Regions from separate parts of the Homo sapiens genome. Here all the other regions are linked to region 1. A link is a loop called in an ENCODE intact Hi-C map of the cell type or tissue named here. Cell type or tissue: mammary epithelial cell. All regions are shown on one strand. Links, peaks and the distances in the headings refer to the core of each region. The heading gives the core; the rest is flanking DNA. Region 1 has its middle 190 kb from the start of SNX7-DT. Region 2 holds the start of DPYD (dihydropyrimidine dehydrogenase). Region 3 overlaps DPYD (dihydropyrimidine dehydrogenase).

Region 1 (8,006 bases), core at 1,848-6,847:
CATGATCAGAGACTCTGATTTCAACTCTGAGGAATGATCAGTGGTTTGGGTCCCTCTGGGTTCACTATGACATTATTAAAAGAGTTCTGTCAAGATTAGGGTGTTCCCAGAGGGCGAGAGTGAGATGAGACACTCCTTGCTCTGCACCCCTGCAGCCACTGGATGAAGTCTCACACACTGAGTTGACGTAGGTCTACATATTGTTTTACACATATTTCCTATTGCTCTTTGACCTTCTTGAGGTAAACATGTAGACCGTGCAAAGTGCCTGGTACTAATCAATACATATTCATTGAATAAATGATTGAAGGAATGAATGAATTGAAAGCATGTAAGAATGACTGGATTTCTCAACAACTTGCGAGGTTTTTAAATATGTTCTACAATCTGTCCTGTAACAATTTTAGTTACCACCATTTTAAATTCAAAGTTTGCTTTAAAAAAATAAGTGAGAATGCTTTCGGATTTCTTTATTCCTTCCTAGAAATATATATCACCTATTTTTAAATTCTATTGTATCTACCTAAAACAGAAGTGTCTGGAGTAACTTTTGCTGTAGGAAAACTCTTGCTGTTGGAAAATGGGGACTATTTGATTGAAAGTATACATTAGATGACAGAAATTACACTCGGGAAAAATGTTTATAAAATCAAGTTATATCAGGCACAGTGCTTCACGCCTATAATTCCAATGCTCTGGGAGGCCAAGCCAGGAGGATCCTTTGAGGCCAGGAGTTTGAGGCTGCAGTGAGCGTTGATCGCACCACTGCATTTCAGCCTGGGCAACAGAGAGAGAGAGTCTGTCTCTTTTAAAAAATCAAGTTAGTCTGTCTTATGGAATCAGAATGGCCGTGGTCAGTGGAAATGGAAAAAAAAAACCCAAAGAAATATAATTTGATTATAAAACCTTACTTGAATCAAGAACCAATGAGGTAAAGATATGAAAGTTAACAAATTCTTAATGTTATATCAAAGTTTTATATAAGTAATTCAATTAAGAAAACATCAGGGAATATAACAGGTGAATTACTAAAAATAATGTAAAAATCTCCATGATATTAGGCAACTGGTATAAACTAATGTATAAAGTTTTTCACTTTTTAAAAATGTATTTACCTGTTTCCTAGTAGTAGAAGGTAGCATTATTAATTATATATTAATATTTCAGAAATAGAACAAAACAGGGAGAAATAATTTGAGCAGCAAAACAATATTTTATGAGAATAACACTTTTAAATATTTTTAGAAAGTGTTCATATTACTGATCTGGCTTTCCAAAGAGTCTATGATTCAAAAATGAACTAGATGAGTGCCTTAAAATTTATGAGACTTCTGGCTCCCCAGTAGTTAGTGTCTTGTTAAGACATCAAGAATCTAGTTTGCCTCTTCTGAGTGTAGATCACTAGGTTGTGCTACTTATCTGTTGAGTGATATTTACTGAAGGGACAGATATTGGAAATGATTTTTCTGAGAAACTTAATATTTTCATAGAAATCAAACAAATTCCATTTACCTACAGTGAAAGGTTGGCATCAACAGTGTTGGCTTCTAGTTATTACTAAAATATCCATGGAAAACAAAAGGAGAAATGGGCAAGGATGTCACAGGTGTCATTTACTTCCTCTTAATTGTACATCTACTCTACAAAGACCTTCATTAGGAATCTGTTCTCCAGGATTTATTACAAAATATTCTGCTACAGGTAGGGGAATCTCTCAATTCCTGGACTATTCATATGATAAATGAGCATGAACCTCTCTGTGACATGTCTATTATCAAAGTGAACTGTTATGTAAATCTTGCATTGCCATTTAATTTCTCATTCATGTAGTTTTATCTCTTCAACTGGATTGTAAGATTTGGGAAGGTCACAGAACATTATCCAATTTTCTATCCCACTCACGATGCTTTTCAGTCTCTAATAAGAACTCAATAGTTATTGACTTCCTATTGGGAAAAGATTCAGCCAAAAATACCAAACCTGAGCACTGCCTATCAGCTGCCAGTTCAATTCTGTGACTTGCCAATTTAATTTTGAGTGAGTATAAAGTAACTTATTATGCAAAATGAAAAACTGGGTAAATTTGAAAAGAATATTTCTTCCTCTGATGCCATCAAAATTCAAGATTTTCTTTCTCCCCAAAAGGCCCAAATAACTTGCACACTTCTACTACATTAAGATCCAAGTGTTGCAATTAAAAAACAGCATTTCAAATAAGCCCACCCTATACATATACTTTAAAATATGTTATTTCCACTTATGGTAGGTTTATATTACAAAGAATTAGCGAATTTTACAAGCAAATTATGTACTAATCAGTGTAAATATTCTGTCTTGAAATACCAACGTCCTAATTTTGAATTAACAGTCAATAAAAATTACATCCAGAAAGCAGATGGAATTTCTACTTAATTTGCTTGTATCACACTGTTAAAAAAAATAAAGGTAAAAGCACAGTATTTGGAAAAAGCTGAGTATTTTCTGTTTACTGAGGAAATAGTAGTTATTTCAAATAATTGCTAAGATTTGCTACATCTTTACTTCAAATTGGTGAATTACTTTAACAACTAAATGTTTTCTTAATAATATGGAGGAATACACAGGCAAGAAGATCCTTTAGTATACCACTATAGTATTGTGTCATTTTTTTCTAAATTATCTATTATACTATATCATGTTAGGTATTCCATCCTAACAATATTTTAAACATCTTAAACAAAGAGGAAAAAAAATATATTGTCAAATCAAAGGGAGAAATATTTAGTAGCATCTGTTTTACAGCATCAAGCATCACTTGAATATTTTCAAACCAAATAATATAATACTATCAAAGATATCAAATTGGCATAAAACATTCTGTTTAGAAAAACTGAAACATACAACTAGAACTCGATACTTAAAAAACAGAAACTTTGTACCTATTAATAGCTTTAATATTCCTTTTCCTCCCACTTTCTCTGTAACAAAAAGAACCCTAAAACAACACTTTACCTTTGAGTAGTTTCAAAATGCAAAGCAAGGGCATGGGCCTGTAGGTGTTAATCGCTGCTTAGTTGATGTGAGAAAATTCACACGATATTATACCGGGGTTTTAAAAATGAGTGTCCATATTTATTTTGATGAAATGCTAAAAAGCTTTATTTTTCATCTTTCCAGTGAATGCAATATTTCCTTATTTTTTCAATAAAAAATGCAGGGAATCAGCAACATTATTAAATAGATTGCAGTGCCCATTATATATCTCCAGCATTTGATTTGTTGGGGAAAAATTAAAGCTAACTGGCTTTGATGACACAGAAATTTAATACTCAAAATGAATGACATTTAATGTTTTTATAAGAAAAGATGCCTTTTTAAAAAATGTGTTTCAAAGGAGATATCTCTTCTACACAAATATACAAAAAAGGTACTAGAAAAATGGCAAAGCTGTGGAGGTGAGACCACAGAACTCCCATATACTTCCTTTGTTTTGTCATTGTTGATGTAGCCACTAGTCATTTAGATTTAAAGACTGGAACTCTGCTCAATAATCTTCCAGCTCCAACTTTCTCTTCCTAATGCCATACATATACTGACATCTACCTTTTATAGTAATTTTGTTATTTTCTTTTGTTCTTCTTTGCCTTCTTAAGAAATGTGATCTTAAAATTATTTTTTTCTGCAGACACAAGTTCTCAGTTCCTTTACTATTCTGGTAAAATATGAATTGAAATGATGGCCTGGACTAGAAATAATTATTTAAATTGCTTTAGTTTCAGAGAATTGAAAAAGATAAAGCATATTTTCATTTAAGGATAGTTCATTTTAAATAAGCTTCTTCAGGAATCTTAGTTACAACTTGCCTGACCAGTGTCCACTAGATGACACTGTTGTATAAGCACAATAATGAGTGGTGATCGCTTTGACAATAACTAATTTATCATATATATATATATTTAGATATTGTCAGCGTCTCTCTTTCTAGATGAAACTGGCTTAGCATTTTTAATTGGATATGGCTGATAGCTACAACTTCACATCATTTATGGTAAAGTTATCCTAAGAGGTTAAAATGCAATGTAAAAAAAGAAGCATGTATTTCACAGCATTCATACTTTTGCAAAAGAAAAATCTTTTCGAAATCTATATATTTCACAGTTAAAATAGATTTCATTATGAATTTTAAATTGTGCCATCTTAAATCGAGTGACAATGATTGTACTGACAACGTTGGTTATCAAGTAGTATTTTGTCAGTAATATATATATTTTTTTCTTTCTCTCTCCCCTTCCTGGCGTCCTCCCTCCCTTCTTGTCTTTTCAGTTCTCTCTTTCTTCTCTCCTTGATTTTGGATTGAGAGCCGTTCTAGTGCAGTGCCAAAATCAGGGGAAGAATCAATTGCCTTAAGCTAACAGACCCTGTGCCGCATTGTTGCCAAGCTGGGAAACTTTAGCCTGGAAAACTCACAGAAAAACAGACACAATCATGATGTGCCTGTACACATGGAGCCATATAAGGAAACTTTGACTACTTGGAACTGTATACTACAGATTTCTAGACATAGACATTTTGAGATAAAATCTACCACTTGGAAATATCATGTAGATTATTGAGATTTTCCTCAATAATAGTATTCCTTTGTAGGATTTCTTCCTTTCTCATTCTTCTATTAATGCTCAAAAATCACTGTTAAATTAAGCTTGTTTGCTGTTATTTCAATTTAAAAAGAACAGTGAAGTAAAAACATCCATGCTCCCTTCTATAGATTACATACACTAATCTCATGCTGTTTACCTGAAAAATCTTGAGGAGGAGCCAAGCCTAAAAGAGAATTACTCTAAGCACAAGGGGTGATTGAAATGTTTTATGGCATGTGGCATATCTCAGAGGGAAGTGACAGACATGTCACCTTATTTTTTATTTTTTAAGCCAGACATGCTAATGCTAGAGAAGTGGAGATGCCTTATACTTCAGTGAGAAGCCCACTGCACACAGGAATATCTACACCCCAGCAGAATATGCCACACACTTTTATTGCTGAGTTTTTGCTAGACAATGTTTTGTCAATACAACTCACAAACAGAACTCTCAGATCATGCCATTGTATTTATGGCAAGGTACAGAAAAGAGTAGAAAAGGGATTCGCATCCTCAAATTTGTTTTCAAAAACATGGACATCACGTTTAAACACCTGAACAGTCTCTTCATGGGCGGAAGGTGGGAATTCAGATCAGATGAACTTTGCATATACTTAGTTTCTCTTTTTTCATATCTCACAGTCTCTGCTTTCTTCTGCCTTCTTCTTCTTCTTTCCTCCTCCTCCTCCTCCTCCTTCTTCTTCTTCCTTCTCCTCCTCCTTATCTCTCTCTGTGTGTGTGTGTGTGTGTGTGTGTGCATGTGCGTGTGCTTATTTACCAAAAGGAAACTTTAACTGAAAGCTAAAATGTTGCAGATAGAAGAAATTTTATATGCCAGTTCTCTCGTTCTGGGCATACCATATAATCCAATTGAGTCTTAAATTTCCCAGTACCTAATTTTGCATAGGTTGTTATGAAGATTAAGTGAGATCATAATATCTGTGATATTTACATCAAGTTTTTGATATATAGTAGGTATGCAGGAAATACTACCTATGGAAGCTTCCTAAATTGATTGAGAGAGAGAGAGAGAGAACTTTCAAGGGAGGTGGGTGTTAGAAAAAAATTCTATCTATTCAATAGTGGCCCATGAGATGACATTGCTTCAGGCCCAGAGAGAAAGCAAAGGCATAAAGAGAGGAGTAAAAGAAAACAGAAAGTGCCATCAAGATGGGGAGAAGAGAATGTGGAAATGGTGTTACAGGAAAAACTGAGAATGAAAAAGAAATAATATTTTATTGAGTCAAAGAAATGGTAAAAGAATTACCATAATTTGAGTAAACTTTGGGTGCTAAGCACTTTCTATATATTCTCTCATTTAATTCTCACAAAACTCTTGGAAAGAAGTTTTATGAACATGTATTTTTCCTAGTGGAGGAAACTGGGGCTCAAAGAGTTCAGGTAACATGTTCAAGGTACCCTTTGCTCCTAAGTGGAAAAGGCTGTTTAAATTCCAAAGCACTTTCCAAGGCTATTAGACCATCTCCTCTCCCTGTGCTTTACAGACAGAGCAAACAGGACTCCAATTTCCATATCCCTGCAATTAAGGCCTGATAAATACCATGTTTGGAAATTTTACTTGAACACTTAGAGTGCATTTTCCTCTAGGAATAAAATATTTAATGCTAGCTAGTGTTTCAACCTAACTATCAAAGCTTATTGAATTCAAAATGTAGCTGATCTATAAATTACAAAAACTCTATTCTACAGTCCTACAAGAGAGTCTACAGAAAACAATGCCTTCTTAATCCTAAATTTGAAAGTTAAGCCTGGGCACAGTGGTTCACGCCTGTAATCTCAGCACTTTGGGAGGTTGAGACAGGCAGATCATGAGGTCAGGAGATCCAGACCATCCTGGCCAACATGGTGAAACCCTGTCTCTACTAAAAATACAAACATTAGCTGGGCATGGTGGCACGTGCCTGTAAACCCAGCTACTCCAGAGGCTGAGGCAGGAGAATCACTTGAACCCGGCAGGCAGAGCTTGCAGTGAGCTGAGACAGAGTCACAGCACTCCAGCCTGGCGACAGAGGGAGACTCCGTCTCAAAAAAAAAAAAAAAAAAAAATTAAGAAAGAAAGTTAAGGCCATGCTACTCTTTATCATAGCAGTTAGAAGCCACTTCTGTATCTTTGTCTTATGGGTAGATTTAATATATGTGAAGGTGAAAATGAAGGATAGGTTCCCCAAACTAGAGGATGTTGTAGTAGCCATTATTATGCATTGCTATCTGAGAGCTGTTTGTAAGGTGAGTGACCATGTATGTGATGGACAATCAATGCATGTTTTAGCAGATATGTAAGTGTATGTCTCTAAGTCTGAGAAGCTCACTCAAATGCACAGATACACATATATGTATATAGACCCGATAATAGCTCAGTGTCCCTCCTGAGATCTGAGATATACAAGGCTTGGCATTTGCCCCTTTTCCAGCATGCCTGAACATGCCTGAAATATGAAATATGGATCTCTTACCACTGAATTACTTTAACAAGTTTAGCAAAAGGCAATATGATTTCAGTAGTTGTTTATAGAACTGGAAGTACTCCCCACCCCCCATCTTTGGTGTCAAATTTTAGATTTTAAATGTGTGCACTAGCCCAGTTTAGAAGGCCTGGAGATGTGATGAGTATTTTCAATAAAACTCTCTCAATTTCTGAAGCTCTTATAGTGATGCTCTATTTGTTCTTTCCTCTATGAGAAATCTGCATGAACACCACCAGGTGATGAGTGCACCAGCAGCATAAATAACTCATCACTATTCTCAATCCACAGTTCATCACCAACCTTGCACGAGGGAGAAAAACTAATTGTTATCTGCTGTCCTTTTTATTTTTTCTCCTGTCTCCAGCAATCCATCTCCCTGCCTCCAGCCTCCACCTTCTACTAACATTTTTCCATCCATCCTTCAGTATTTTATCCTTATGACACTACCTGCAATCTATGATTATTTACTTTTCTGATTATAAATGACACTATCTCCCTATAGAGAAAACATAAGTTATGGCAAATGTAGGGTAGTTAAAATTACGAGAATAGTTAGGAAACCCTAGTGGATCTGTTTCCAGGTACCTATGATTTTCTGATTAGTTTCCCTTAAGACTTAAAAATTATAACTTAGTACAGACAAGAGAATTTCTGGGCTGCTGAACTCAGAGATCAGGACATATGAGGAGTTTGGACATAGTTGCTGTATTATAAATTCTTGTTTTTAGGTATCTTTTCTATGAAATGAGGCATTTCATTGTACTGGCTTCCATGGCCTTGCCTTTGGTTAAGAAAGAATGCTGTATGTTTAGAGAAAATGACTTTTCTAGGGCATAATTATACCTTAGGAACATTAAATGAGTTCTCCTATCTTTTTCTTCAAATTGACATTATTCCATGACCT
Region 2 (8,006 bases), core at 1,655-6,654, 550 kb after region 1:
AGGAAAAGACCCCTAAGTAGTAAGGCAAATTATTTCAGGGGACATTCATTCTAAAGGATGTTTTCCCCCACTTTAAGTTAGATAAGTCTATAAACTTTCCCCTTACACTGCATTTTACCCAAAATCTTTCATAGGCAATCATGCATTAATGACATTTTTCTAGAACGTGGGAACGTGGGCATTGAAAGATTATATCTTTAAATTTGTAATATTTAATTTATATGACACTGTTCAATTTACAAAATACTATTGCATATATTTTGACATCTGACTCTCATAGTAATCCATTCAGTTAAACCACTCATTTAAAATCACTAAGCGGCAATTTTTGTTTTTCATTTAGTGGCTAAAGGTTTGTGGTAACAGAGACAATGTCTCTATTGTCCACTGAGATGTCACTAATGCTTATGACAGTGTCTGAAACAATTGTACTCAATAAATAATTGCTAAATAAATTTATGGGAGAGGTTTGTAGTTTCTCTGTGTTATCTGTGCTTTTTATGGCATTTACATAATACATGCTGATATACTGCATATCTATATATGCAATATGATAGACATGTAGTTGAGCACATTATACTGTTTGTTCCATGAAATATGAACCAACGTATTCCTTTTGGTCTTTTTAACAGGAATGCTGGAAATATTTGGGCCTAACTGATCTTTAGTCATTATCCTACTGGTCAATATGGGTAGGAATTAATTTGGCCCTTGAAAATCAGACAGCGGAAAAAATGCACCTCATGATCATTCAGCCTCTGACTTTTTGGGAGGAAATCATTTTCAAAGAAATGTCCCCCACCAAAAAAAATCTCTTAATGCTACACTGCAAAGGGAAAATAAAGGCATATGGAAATCTGAATTTTTGTTGTGTTTCTAAATTTGTAATATTGAATAACTTTTTAGATGTGAAATTAAAGATGACTCATAAGTCCTACTTCTGACTTTGGTAGTAATAATATTCATTTATGTACTGTAAACTATTAGGTTCAAACATAAGCTGTTTCTCCAAAGCCTACAAAAAATTAATGTGGAACACCTGATATTTCACTGTGCTTCCAGATGGAGGGACAGCTTGACAAACGCCATCATAATTTACAACTTTTAAAAAGTGTGGTGCAAATGCATTTGCAGTAAAAGCTTTAAACAGCTTGCATTATTTACAGGTACAACTGTGCTTAATGTGCAATTTCAATGAATTTAAAATATTATTAGATTAAATCACTGATCACAGAGCATAGGTGTGGCACGTGAGCAATGTGATTAGATGCCTTAATTAATATGTCAGAACAGGATACATCTGTTTGATGAAGTTGGGGGGGATGGTAAATAGCATTTAAATTTTATATTTGATTATTGACTATCACCGATGAAACTCTTATCTTTGGAAAACCACCGTATATTGGACTTATCCTCTATAGTTGTTTAGGAGAATTATAACAGAAAACGAATATGAAAATACACTGTATAACTCTTAAAGATAACTTGGATTCTTGTACACATAAATTAACTATCAATTGCTAACTGATAAGATGTATGTTAAAGTGTAACCTGAAAGAGCAATAAGCCTGTATCCCTGTAAGTTAGGAAATTGAACATTGAACCTGACTGATTAAATTGGGGAAGAAATCATATGTATTATAATTATATATATTATATTTGTAAATTTATATATGTTTATATGTGTATATCTTTTCTCAATATATACATATGTGTGTATATGTATGTATGTATTTGGGTGTTTATATGTGTATTTATATATATAGACTGATAGAAAAATAGATATAGATAGATTTATCTATCTCTCTATATCTCCAAGAGGATCTAGAGTAAGTGGGTAAGGTGTGGTTGTAGGGAGATGCAGGAACATCTGACTTTGGAACATTACTCCATGAAAAGATAAGTAGTTATTTTGACCCATTTTAACTACAAATTCATTGATAGATATTGTGACCTATTTCTCAGCAGTAAGTAGGACAATGAGAATATGTGATGCAGAGAAACTAAAGTTTCTAAAATGAACTGCCCAGTGTATAAACGAATGTACTCTGTTCATTCAATCACCAAGTGTTCTTGGTCTCTTATGCTTCAGTCCTGAGCTAGGAACTGAGTATCCAGTAAACAATAAAAGTACACATGGGCCCCCTCTTCCTGGAGCTTCCTCTCTAAATAGAAGACATATATTAAATGAATCACATTCAAATAAATATTTAAACAACATTTGAAAAGTCTATGAAGACGAAATATAATGAAAAAGACAGAGTGGGTGTAATTTTGTTGGTGATGGGGTTAGATCATAAAGGCTTCAGTGAGACCTAAATGATGAGTAGAAGGGGAAGAAGAGCTCCAAGTGGAGGGCAATGTGCAAAGGTAGAGAAGTGGATGGAGGATGAGAAGATTACCTTGTGGTTGGAACATAATGAGTCAGGGCAAGAGTGGCGGAGAAGCGGAGTAGAGCAGGTTATTCAGCGGTTACTAGGGAGTTTGTATTATATTCTGACTGCAATGGACCATTGAAGGATTTATACCATGGGTACCTGGGTGTGTGGATGTATCGTTGTATGGCATGAGCCAGTTAATACTTTCTAAAGCTCAATCTGGTATGGATATGAGGTAAGAATAGAAGCTAGAATACCAGTAGCTTGGACCATGGTGGATGCAGCAAAATGGAGAAATGAATGATTCAAAATCTATTTAGGAGGTTGACTTCTGAGAGTTTGGGCATAGATTAAATGAGGCAATAAGGATAAAGGAGTCAAAGATGATTCTAAGGTTTCCATTTAACTTTCTAGTGTCTGTTAATATTTGATTCAAGAAAAATGTATCTGTCTTTTAGTAATTTCCAGGTTCTGGAAGGTAATCTGATGGTTTGTTCAGAGAAGCCTTCTCAACCACGCAAGGTACCCATACCCTAGTTATTCTGTCCTATTTTTCTTTTATCTTACAAGCAGGCATCACATTTTCTTACTTGCTTATTTTGAGTATAATCTCCATGACAGTGATGTGTATTCTTGAAGACTATATCCGGAGAACCTAGCACAGTGTCTGTGTCTGGCATATTGAAAATGCTCAATAAACATATTCGTTGAATAAAACGATGAATGGACTAATGAAAAAATAATAAGGGAGAAATACTTGACTCCAAGGTGTCACTACCTAGCCAAGTGCATGAAGGAGTGCCGCAAATGTCCTAACGGAAGTAGAAAGTGTTATGGTAGAAGAGAGGTGGGATGCATCTAACAGGGGTGGGGGGGGGGCGGGGAGAAAAGGAGAGAGGTCTGGAGTACACATATCCTCAAAAAACGAGGTGAATGTTTTCTGGATTGGGACCAACTCTACAGGAAATCTCTCCCTTCTCCTCAGCAAGCTCTAGAGCAAAAACGAAGAGCAACTTTTCAAAAGAGTTTCACGTTTTAGAATAAAAAATATTTAAAAAAATAACCATTAAAATGAGACTTTCCTGCAAAAAGACAACCTTGATTATGTACCACCTGCAGCACTTCCTGTATGCTGCTGCGGGCTGTGGATGTTTTTGCTCGCCTCCCTCCCCTCCCCGCTGGGGCTGTGAACTCTCAGAAGACCGGTGCTTTGGTATCCTCCACTGCAGCTCAAACCCCGCCCACCTACTTGGTGGATGGATGGAGGAACATCTACTATTTCATCCTTGAGGAGTTCCTGAAAATGCAGTTGCCCCTCAAACAATGTATCTACATCTCGCGGGGTTTCTGTGGAAGAAAAGAAAAAGTGCAAGTTGTTGCTTGGAGCGCGGACTGCTTTTACCTTTGCCTGGGGATCCCTCCTATCTGGCCCCGCCTGCCTAGCTCTGTTTTTAGCAGTTTAGAGATTAAAGGCCAGTCCCCAGAGCGGGTGCTCTACTCCCTCCCTCCCTTCTGCTTGCAGGCTGGGGCGCGGAGCGGGCTGAACTGGGAAGGCCGGGCTGCGGCTGCCGTGCCTGGCGCGGGAGCCGCAGGACCGAGAGCGCAGCCCCGCCCCGGGGGCGTTGCCGCCCCGCGCCCGCTCCGCCCCCGCGCCGCCGGCCCTAGTCTGCCTGTTTTCGACTCGCGCTCCGGCTGCTGTCACTTGGCTCTCTGGCTGGAGCTTGAGGACGCAAGGAGGGTTTGTCACTGGCAGACTCGAGACTGTAGGCACTGCCATGGCCCCTGTGCTCAGTAAGGACTCGGCGGACATCGAGGTACGGACTTCGCGCCGGCTCGTCGGTGGTGGCGGGGTGGTGGGGAGTGCTCTGCGGGTAGGTGCCGGGGAGGCCCCCGCGGCCCCCGCACCCCGGAGAGTGAGAGACGCGGGAAAGTTTCCCCCGTGGGAGCTCTGCGGGGGAGCGGAGGAGCGCGGAGCCACAGGCCCGCGTGGGCAGGCGGGGAGCTCAGGGGAGGACTTTCCGCTACTGGAGGGGTTGCCCTTTGCGTCGGGACCTGTTTACTTCGGAAGAGATTTCAGGAAGCCTGTCTTGTCCTCCTCTGAATGTCAGTGACTGAAGAAGCACTGGAGTTCCAGAGAGGTGGACTCTAGGGGGTAGGAGTGCCCATTTCCCACACGTTCTACCCCTTCACCTCCTGTATGTCGTTTCTGGACACCTCCACTGCCCCCATTTCCAATAGCTGAATCCTGCTATTTGCAAAGGTGAAGCATAGAAATAAAACATCTGTGTGTCAGCTGTAGCAGTCGCCTCTAGTCATAGTATTGTTTATGAAATAATTTAACATGGAGAGAATGGAACGAAGTATTCAGAACATGAAAAATGCAGTGCCCTCAGAAAAACTAACTGTATTTTTCTCTCCTCTCAACGGTTTTTGATTCCCTCTTGCACTCCGTTTCTGTTAAAAAAAATCTTTTTTTATGTAAATAAGGTCCTACCTGAAACGACATGGCATTTCCTTTCTCTCTAGTATCTTAATATATGCGATGAAAAGGATTTAATTATCAACAGTGATTTTACACATACTAAACCTAGGTCAGCACTTTTGAGCTAAGACAAACTGATTTTTAGTTTTCTGTTTTGTTTGGGGCTTTTCTTTATTTGAGTCTTCTACTCTGGTAGAAAATTATGTGTGTGTGTGTTTTCTTTAGAAATAACAAAATTTTCCTTTCGTCAGTCCTTTTGGCGGCTTAAGTAAAAGTTTTGCAAACCACCTGTTTGCAAAATAGCTGCTTTTGCCACATTTTGCCTCCGTAATTGAAGAAACTTTATATTCTGGGAGGAAGTAGTCCTGTTTTCTCCAGGCTCCATAACTTGGTTTGAAAAATCATTTTAGTAACAAGAGCCAAAGTGTATTATGTGGACATCTCTGGTTAGTTTACTTTTGGTTTCTGTTTTGGAGAGTTGACTTTTTGATATTGAGCAATATGATATATTTAACAAATAGTTGTTCATCTGTGTGCAGGATAATAGATACTTGTCTTTTTCTATATTTCATTTAGGGTAGTCTATTCCTTTTTGGTCCTTGTGACTTTGACTTAACTTTTTAAAAAATTTTATTTACTAAGTCGAAAAACAAGCTTCTGACAGTATTAAGGCAGTATTGATTTAAGATATCGGAGTTGACTTAGGATGGGTGGCTTTTGGCTCTTTAATTTCAGAATGGTGTGTTATCTGCTTAACTGATTTCTTTCTCTGCAGTTGTCTTCGAAATCAGTTCTTACATTCTACTGAGGAGAAAGATGCCAGTGAAACATTGAATGCCAAGCTTGATTTCATATATTGTTTCAACTAAGAACATTTAAGAAGCCCATCCTTCCCACTCCCTCCACTCAATTCAACCTTAGTCTATATGGCCAGTTTGCCTAATATTACTTTTAATCTAGATTGCTGGTGTTCAAACACCTTCAGCTCTTATGTAGTTCATATGTGCAACACTTTAATCAGTAACATCTTTCATCACTCACAGCACCTTACTTTTCCCTCAAAGTAATACCCGTGATTCATGAGCTAGAATACCATGAAAGAGCATGAAATTAATCATTAAAATATAATGCAGTGAGGAAAAATACATTAAGCTTAGGGGAGCACATTCAAGCATAAATGCCTCAGTTGATCCTATTGATTTACCAAAGTTCATTTTTGTGTTGAAGAATTAGAATGAATTATAAAGGCTCAGTTTTCCATCAAATTTGAATGCTTTTCTTGAACAAATTCATTACAACCATTGTCTAGAGATCTGATTGTGATCATTGTTTTAGCTTCAAATACATGGATAAGCAAGTAATATTTTAAAAATATTGGTATGAAGCAGTTAATGAATGTGATAAGAACACATTGATAAATGTGAAAAGTACTTGACAATTGTTAAAAGAACAGAAGGTGATGATAACAACCTACTCTAATAGTGACTGACTTTTCCCTATGAGCTAACTACAGAACCTCAGGTTTCAGTGAAACAGCCAAGAAATATCTTTGTTTCTGGGGGAAAAGTTATTGAGGTATATATAAAGGTGCTTTGTGTGCCTGCTTCATAATTTCTAGTCTGAATCCAATATCACATCAGGATTTGACGGTTAGGAACATGGAAAACAATCAGATCACCAAACTCCATAGCTGGAATATCCCTGGGCTGGGAGATAGGCAAGGAAAGGATGTGTTACTTGGTAATAGGACCTAGCTCATTACTCAGAATTGTTGTTGTTGTTGTTGTAATCATAGAAGTTGCATGAGAAATCATGTTTTTTTTCAGATATATTAATGTGGTTCAGAGCCTGGCTTCTGAAACCAACTGCCTCTGATTGAGGTCTAACTTTAAGCTGTGTGTTTGGGCAAGTTAGCCTCTCTGAATTGCACATGGAAAATCTGCTAAGGATAATAAACAAATGTCACAAGTTGACAGCATCTTGTTGGGAAAAAGGACAAAAATGTTAAAAAATAAAGATAACAGAAAAATATATCTTATTCTCAGGAAAATCACTTCCAATGAAATGATTAGCATTTTAAAGTCCGTTAATAGTAGTTATATGCTTTTAGAAGTTATTTTGCTTTGTGAGTGTACTGTTTGGATACAGTCTGAATTTTGTCAACGATGACTTTAATACAAACTCTCCTGGGATGGTTTCAAAGAAGGTTAGTATTGGACATTGGTCACTTTCCCAGGCCTCAGCAGTAACTTAACAGCACTTCTTCATTTAGATTGAATTTACAGCCAGTATATTGTGAATATCTGCACACTTGAAAGGAAATGAGAATTATTTTGAAACAGTACTCTTTTGTTCAAGACCTTGTTCCCCTCCACCGGCAAGGATAATGAGAATAGACTTTGAAAGTATATATATCTAAACGAAATGTATGCAGCTGCAGCAAGCTTTTAACTATTTGAATACTAGTACTTTTGATATATATTTGTAGCCAAACCAAGTTGCTATCTGTTACTGTACTGCTACCACAGTCACAATCACAAGGCCCATTCCTTGAATGATCAGTTAGTGAATGTTAAAGGGTTATAAACTTAATTCACATTTACCCTAAATGAAAAAGGGATTTTAGTCCATTGTCCACAAAATCAAATGCATTTTAAGTCAAACAGAAATGGTTTCGGAATTACTGATACTGTGACTTCTATTCATTTGAAAAGGTAATTGGGAATTTTCTGTATGATTAACTAGGAAAATGAGATTAAAAATAGCGAATTTGGAAAATAGAAGCATAATGGGAAAGACTTGGAGAAAGTGGACTTTACAAATTTTGAAACAAGGAAAGTCATGGGTTATAAATTGGCAGAGATGGCAAAAAAATTTTCAGAACATCTTTTATCATAATTGCCTTTGCTGCTGGGGAGGAAGGAGAATCATGGATCCAAAAAAGATAATAAAGATTCCACTTTATACAAAGCCATGAGTTGTTTATTGATTTAAATGGATATATTTTTACTGAATGTGTAAGCATCAGTCATTTCTTTTCTCCTTCCTTTTATTGACTGGGCACTGCAGATCTTTTGGAAATATATTCTTAAATAAATTAAGACTTTTAAAGCTTTAACTTTTTAAAACTATTTTGTGAGTTAGAG
Region 3 (8,006 bases), core at 1,263-6,262, 1.3 Mb after region 1:
AAAAATGAACAAACAGTAAAGATAATAAATGATAGTATATTCGGTGATAAGGGCTATGTAAACAGGAAGGGTGGAGAAGGCAAGGGAGCTCAAAAGTATGGAAGTCAGGAGACAGGTTGCATTTTAAAGGTTAGACAGCAGTGAGTATGGACCTTTTAGAGAAAGTCTCATATGAGCAAAATGTGAAGGAAATGAGAAATAAGCCTCGTGGATGTCTGTGAGAAGAGATTTCCAGGCAGAAGGAATAGCGAGTAAAAAAGCCTTAAGGATCAGCCAAGAGTAGGGTGTCTGGAGTAGAGTAGATAGGGGGAGTAATAAGAGACAAAGTCAGGGAGGTAAGTAAGGTAGAGTAGAGGAATAGTGGCCATGCTCATGCTCTAACTTAGTTCCCTTCTAATTCAAGAACCTGTTAGTCACCTTCTATGCACCTCGTGCCTCGCTTGGTCTTCCCAGCTTCCCAGTTCGGTCTGGCATACACTTATTAAGCTTCCATTATATGCCAGGGACTGTGTTAGAAAATGCAAGCACAATCCTACATGAAGCGAGATCACTATACATCTTCAGTACTTCCCATTCCATTTTGGATCACTATGACAAGGTTTGCAGATGTGATATGTACTCAGAAGTGAACTTTCCCTACCTCCTCATGTTTACAGATCTATTAGACGTATGATCCACTCAGCTCACACTTACATTTGGCTTCATGTCATCACACAAAAATTAATTACTTGATTATTGGGAAAAAACAGTATTATAGTGTACCAAATGAGCTGCACTTTCAAAACAAGCCAGAAACATCTTTATTCTCTTAAAACCCACTAAGCTCCTCTTCTTGGCTATGGATAAAATCCCAGAGTTTTTCTGATCACTTCCAGACATTAGAACACCCTCAGATAATAAAGAGTCCAGCCAGGAAACTTGTGGCTCTCCTCTTATTTAAACAATCTCTGCTTTAACCTGCACTAGGCCCTATAGCATCAGTAGAGAAAAGGCCGGATGCTTAGGTCGTCTGTGATTATCTTCTGCCTCCCTCTCCCATCCTTCTTCTCCACTTCTCCATGTCACCTGTGATTCCTCCATTGTGCTGGGAAAGGATGAAGCATATGAGGCTAAAAGATGATTGTGTAGTGCTCTTATGGCATGGTTGTGATATTGATGCAATCAGGGCAGGTGCCAACTCTTTTTCTTAAAGGATACCTCTGTGGGATCTTCAGAGCCTCCCATTCTGTCTCCCTGGTGATACCTTCTGCTCTGCCCATTATGATTTCCTATGCTTCGGCATTTCACCCCTGAAGTCTCTTTCTACTGGGATTACCTCTCCTTGGCAGGGCTTTCAATGTAGTTATATTGCAGCAGCTTTCCAGAGTGTCCCCAAAAAAAACTCCTGTCTCTGTCATCATAAGCAAACACCTCTACTGGCCCTACTATCAGGGAACCCTCACAACCAACCTCTGACATACAGGCCTTTCTCAGCAGTAGTCAGACACCAGCCTCCTTACTTTAACCCTCCACAGCTACCCACCCAAGCACCCAGGGGCATGTCCATGTTCAGGTTGCTAAGACTGGTATCACTACAGTCAGCAAGTGTCCCATAAAGGCAGATTTTTTCCAAGTAGCAAATAGGTAGCCCAGAGTAAAAAAAAAAAAAAATGTCAGTTGCCTCTTTGGGCAAGTACCCCACTCTTGATTGTATTTAGAGTGTCTTCTGTCACTTGGCTTGAGGTAGCGGAAACAGAACATTCTACAGGAGAGAGCAGAGAAAATTACAGCACTTTTTCTGGGCTATCAATACATAATCTTTTCTCCAGTGTCTTCTCTGCCTCTCCTTAGAGCTATGGGTGACAGGGAAAGATCCCAGACCTACAGAGTAAATTTGAATCACATCTCACCAAGTCCTGCCTGATCCACCTTTAGAAAGAAGGAGATTTGCCAACATTCCTTTCATAGTTGGGGCCTCATCTAAGACTGAGAAACATCTTATGACATCCTATTACAATAATGCTGCCTTTGCCTTTAATCTGTTGTTCGTAAACATAAAAAATCTTTTCAGTCTAGAAATATCTGGTAGTGTGGTAATGACGTTTAAAACCAAGGATGTAATGATACTTCAGTTGGTTAAACTCAAGTTTTGTAAAGACAGGTCCAAGATTTTTTAAATCCATGAATAGAACCCAGTCTTGGGGTTTAATACTGTTTCATTTTCTTTTGCATATCTAAACTTATGAGTGTTATTAGGTTTTTCATAATGTTTTGATTTTTCTTTAAAAGATTCATCTTGTGAAGCCATTTTCAGAATACATAAATTTTTTTTTATTTTTATAACTTGTTTCTCAGAAGAACAAAAAACACTTTGCAGTTTTCTAAAAATCCCACTGGCGTGATCCAATTATAATTAGAGAAATCCAGCTACAGCATCAGAAATGAGATGGAAGGAATCTGAGGCACCATGACTGACTTGTTCATCACCGATGAACCGAATCTGGCATCGATCAGAATAGGATCAACAGAATTGTAGAATTCTTAATTTGGAGCTATTATAGGAAATTAATTTACATTTTGGATAAGATTTACTAATCCAAAAACTTAAAAAAGAAATATCCAATTCTGGCAGACTTCTTTTTCGAAAGGACCAAACTCAATGACAAAATTTTAGAATTCCTGAAAAGAGTTAACTGGAATTACCTTGGTGTTTTATTTGATAGGTAATATTTACTACCCACAAGCCTTTGTTATGAGGGTGGAATACATCTACCCAAGTCAGTCATGTGACTGGAATCAGTGAAAGCTCGTCACTGGTGCTGCACAGTAACTCATAAGCAGACAGAAAGCCAGAGGAGAGCTCTTCCTTCTCCAAATCCCTGGAAAATGCATTGCCTTAATTAGCAAACACTATCTTGAGTGACTCCTCTAGAGACTCCCAATTAACTAAGCTTCTAGACTAACATGAATTCTTCTCTCTTATTAGTTCATATTTATGTTTTTTAAATCAACAAAATTTCCCAACACTTTGTCACCCTAGAACCCAACCTTTATGAACATTTTTTGCGAGAAAAATGCAAAAGAATGAAACTAATGCAGTTTATTAAGCAAATAATCTTAAAAGCAGCCCACAACACAACTGCTCACCAGCTCGCAAGCTCACCGGATTATATTTCCTGCTGTTTTCAGTTACTTCTATTTATACTTCTAACCGGATGAACTCACCATGCCCCCTACTGCTTAAGAGCAATACTACCACAGTGTAGCACAACACAGCACATCCTAGTATTCTCCAGAGATTTCCTTCTGGCCATATGGTAGCTTTCAGAATGCTTGTTGAACAACATTGTTTGTCTCCCCTTGGTCACCAATGCCAGGATAAATCTGTGGAGTCATGCTGGCAGAAGAAATGGCCTCCAATCAGCAACAACAAACAAGTTCTTTATTACTGACCCCACCATCTGTCCCTGTTTCCACATGCCATTCTCATATAGAAACAGGTTTCCGCCAGGCCAGGTTCAGTGTGCATCCAGCATCTACCATTAGGTCAGCTTGAATATCCAGATTACAACTGTGCTTATCCTCTTACCTAGCTAACATCCTTTATCCAGAATGGAAAGTGGTTGGTGGACACTGAAAAAAGCCTGTGAAAGCCGTACTGCTGATAAGAGATATGTTTGCTAACGTCTTGGATTAGGGATGTGTACTTAGTGGAGATATCAGCCTCGGTGTGACAAAAGCAAGATGTAAGTATTACTTCCTTTATGTTAAGGTGTGCACCCACCAAGACCACTCTGCTTATAAACAGTGAATATGGAAGGAGTGTTCCCTGGTACTTTAATTATCAGCCCATTTTTACAATTGTGTAGCCAGAGATGTTCCCAAGATGAAGTTGTTTCCTAAAGGCTCATTTCAGAGAGGTAGATCATCCTACATGCTTTGCCATTGTAGTTTCAATATAAATACTTTAGGCCTGCTTGCAGCGCATCTTGAGTGCTCAAAATATCACATTTAGTGACAAGGATAAAAAAGACAGTGCTCTCAAACCAGCAATATTAAAGTAAGTGTGCCAAGAGCACATTATGAAAAAACTGATGGAGATACAGAGCCGACAGAATGTCTGCAGAGAAGCGCAATGAGAGAAATTGTCTTTCCCTGTTAATACCATTATGAGAAAGCTCATGGAAAGTTATTTTATTAAGTGTTTGTGTTATTAAAACCTATTCCCCTGTCTGAAATTTAATGCTACACAATGTACTAAATAGTCAGGTTTCAAGAGAGATGATAAACCTGGAAGAATTACATTACTACCCAAAGTATTGGTCATTGTACAGGGATTTAAAATTTAACAACCACATTAAACACCAAGCCAAATCAATAGTAATATTTTCAGTCTCTCCGAGGCAGATGACTGAATATGCTGAAAGCATTGTGGGGTTGTGTGGCACTGTGTTAGCTGGTCCATGCATCATTGAGGCCCGTGTCTGGTGTAATCAGCTCTGGGAAGACACTGTATTCTTAGCATTCCCGGAAGGCCTGCTGTTCCACAGCAACAAAAGACACAAGCACGGCACAGTACCACAGCACCAGCCGATGAACAATAAACCTGGTTCAGATTGAACTATTTACTTGGCATTTGCTATATCCTTAGGCTCCACTGGAAAAATTAATAGGTGGTCAGCTTTAGCAAATATCACAGTGATGGAATAAGGAGATTTGTTAGCCAACAATTTCTGATTTGTGTCACTTGTAAATATGATGGTTTTAGTTGTCCATTTTAACGATTCTTTCTAGTCGACAAATACCTAGCTGACTACTCTTTACCAGTGTCAAGGATGGCATTGAAAAAAACAAAAAAGATCTAGCTGATTTTGGCTCAGAAGTTCTTTCTTCTTGTCATAAATTTGCGTTCTTGCCTTCTTTAAAGGTGTCATTTAATGGCAGCACCTTATTTTTACTGACAGTGTTTTTGGGGAAGTTCAGACTATTCGTTCGTGATTCATCCAAATACGTGATTCTCCCTTGGATTCCAGCACAATTTGTGACCTTCTAATACTGAAGCACTAAATATCATTCCTGCTTTGATGGCAGGAAGTTTCCAGGGAAAAACCTAGGTGGGTAGGAATTGAGAATTCCATGAGAGAGATACTAAGATACCCCAGTCTGGCATGGGAAAAAAAATCTCATTACGTGTCCAAAAGGAAAAACACACACATGTGTATACATGACTGGATTCGCGAGGCAGTCCACACAGTGTAGGAGAGTGCCACTGAATCCCAGTGCTAAACATGAGACATGCCTCTCATTTTCTCGTCTTTAAAACAGGAATAATAACAGTACTGACCTCATAGGGTGATTGCGAAGACTATATGGAAAAAAGAAACATGTTTAGCACAAAGCATAGCACAATGAGTGCTCAGGATTTTATTTGTGTAATGATTCCTAGCATTTTTAAAGCTTAGAGTTTTATGAATGGAGACTCTGATTTAGGATCATGCTGGATTTCCAACCTTTAAAATTATGCAAGTCATTCTTGTGTGGAAGCAGAAAGTGAATAAATGGATTGGCATCAAACAACATCAGACTGGCAACAGGGAGGCCTAAATTTCAGTCTTAACGTTATATTGACTCAGCTCGCTACTTCTGGGAATGATAGTAACTCCTCGGGCCTTGGTTTCCTCATTTGAACTGAGGGAACTGGACTCTATCAAAGTCCTTTCTGATTTAAAGAACGGTGATCCTGGCTGTGTTCTTCCTTGCATGCAGAAAATGGCCATAGTCCATTGTAGAGGAATTTTGAAAAATAACAGAAACACTCTCTCAGCCTAGTATTTCCACTATTAGTCCATCATTTTTTAACAAGGTCCATCATTAAAAATCCTGTCTAGACATCTGCTTTTAAAAGACAGCTATCAATCAATCAATTTAGCTATTGAGTACCCATGTGGGGTGAGTATAGAGGATAGAAAACAAGAAATCCTGTTCTACCATAAAACCTTGAAATCTACTTGGAAAGAAAAAAGACACTATTTTTTAAAAATTAATATTTAGTAAGGGTCAAATGAGGAACACAGGCAACAACTATTCCACTCATGTTCCTACATGTCTTTTAAAGTAGTTTACCAATTTAAAACATTAAAGGTAATAAAATTTTTAAAATTTAAGACACAGCAGAAATTATTTAGAAAGCAAGAAGTGCTTGTATGGGAAACAAAAGATAAGCTATATTATTAAAACAGGACATCATGTTTTGCTGTAAACTTATTGGTAGCCAAGAAACTAAAGAAATTCATGAGTTTTATAGCTCTCATGGTCTGATAAAAGGGGATGTCTAGGTTTGTCTTAAGAGACAACACTTTGCTCCTGGCAGTAAATATTGGGAAAATTTTGTTACATGGATCCATATTTAATGAACACTTAATAATTTACTGTACAATGCCTATAGCCGGGGTTTTGTGAAAAATACAAAAGTGTCTTTCAAATACCTATACCATATCAATTTTTAGTGAAAGCTAAGGATTAGCTAAATCAACTCAAAAGAAGTATGCTCGAGTGAACCTAAGCTAATAAAATCTAAGAACGTTGCTTCTTGGTGACCAAACTTAATGCTTAGGGAAACTCAGAAAAATGGTGGATTAAGCTGTCTTTTAGGCTGATTTTTTAAAATATCAATTATCTCCAAAACACTTTTTAAATAAAAAAAATATATATATATAAGACCCCACCTGGAAAGAGTAACCCACTAGGTACTGTTCACCTTTGCGTAAATTATTTTATCAGATCTTTTTCTATTTAAACTCCCAACACTGAGGTACTTTCAAATCCATACCTTGGTTTCACTGAGAGGAGGTTAAGTGTCAAAGGCAACGTTAACTTACTTCATCATTATGCCGAGGGCTACTAATAAGAAGCAACATCTCACGTGGCCCTGCAGAGCTGCGCTGAACCTTTAAAAGTATGTAGTAAAAATTCTCTGCTAACTGGGCCACCACCAACTTCAGAAAGTCGTGTCAAAATAGAACATTCAAATAGTGAAAATCTACTGATATTTTAAGATTTAACCAAATGGTCACCCTCTTTAAGGAAGCCTTTGTTGACACGTTTCCTCCTCTTCCTCCCCAAACTTGGTAAAATGGCATAAATGTTAATTCAATTCATTTAATTCTTATCACAACTGCAAGAAATCATGACTATTATTACCATCCTGTCACGTATGAGGAAAGTAGCATACAAAGGTGGTATATAATTTGCCAAACTATCCAGCCTGTCGGTAGCAGACCAGAGAGCTAGACTCAGGCAATCTGTTTCAGAACTCATGCTCATACATACGATGTGAGAATACCAAATTCTGGCTTATTTTAATCTGATCATTTTTCAGAGGAAAGCAAATATTTATACTCAGGTTTAATAGGGTTATTTTCGCTATGGAAATACATTAATAACTCAATTTAAATGTTGAAAGTGATGTTCTTCCCATTTTTTGAAAACTTATGGTCAGCCTAGAGCCAGCTATATAAAACCCTAGCTTGGCCATAAGTCTTTACCTAAAAGATAAAGACATTATTATCAGCTTATTATTGCTGCTCACACTTACACCTTAACAGTCTCTACCTAATATAATTAGAATATATATATATATATATATATATATATATATATATATATATATATATATATATTTTTTTTTTTTTTTTTGAAACAGAGTCTGGCTCTGTGACCCAGGCTGGAGTACAGTGGCGTGATCTCAGCTCACTGCAACCTCCACCTCCCGGGTTTCAGCGATTCCCCCACCTCAGCCTCCTGAGTAGCTGGGACTACAGGCGCATGCCGTAACACCTGGCTAATTTTTTGTATTTTTAGTAGAGACGGGATTTCACCATGTTGGCCAGGCTGGTCTCGAACTCCTGACTTCAAGTGATCTGCCCACCTCAGCTTCCCAAAGTGCTGAGATTACAGGTGTGAACCACCGCACCAGGCCTACAATATAATTTTAAATAAAAAATGTAACCTAATAGGTCAATGTGTAT

The links. Peaks named below come from ENCODE experiments on the same cell type or tissue, not always from the same donor. Only the 100,000 strongest peaks of a DNase experiment are listed, where the experiment ranks them.
Region 2: it touches region 1 in a loop (10-fold over the local background); 5 of 110 quality-filtered maps call a loop at or near these places.
Region 3: it touches region 1 in a loop (7-fold over the local background); 3 of 110 quality-filtered maps call a loop at or near these places.

Annotation. Positions count from the first base shown.
Region 1 is chr1:98,464,170-98,472,175 of GRCh38, reverse strand. No RefSeq gene overlaps it. Among named protein-coding and RNA genes, the nearest start is that of SNX7-DT, 190 kb to the left of the region's middle. In mammary epithelial cell, for the core only: a CTCF peak has its summit at 3,859 (motif pointing right); no DNase peak of the experiment used is centred there; H3K27ac peaks cover 583 bases.
Region 2 is chr1:97,917,070-97,925,075 of GRCh38, reverse strand. DPYD (dihydropyrimidine dehydrogenase) reads left to right here and starts at 4,042. Exons shown (of 23, transcript NM_000110.4): 1 at 4,042-4,192. The coding sequence starts at 4,154. RefSeq lists a silencer at 3,837-4,236. In mammary epithelial cell, for the core only: no CTCF peak of the experiment used is centred there; DNase peaks (open chromatin) are centred at 3,725, 3,895 and 4,515; H3K4me3 peaks cover 2,645 bases; H3K27ac peaks cover 2,952 bases.
Region 3 is chr1:97,133,667-97,141,672 of GRCh38, reverse strand. The region is part of intron 20 of DPYD (dihydropyrimidine dehydrogenase); the gene reads left to right. The region is part of intron 1 of DPYD-AS1 (DPYD antisense RNA 1); the gene reads right to left. Among named protein-coding and RNA genes, the nearest start is that of DPYD-AS1, 42 kb to the right of the region's middle. RefSeq lists an enhancer at 3,274-3,403. In mammary epithelial cell, for the core only: a CTCF peak has its summit at 3,222 (motif pointing left); no DNase peak of the experiment used is centred there.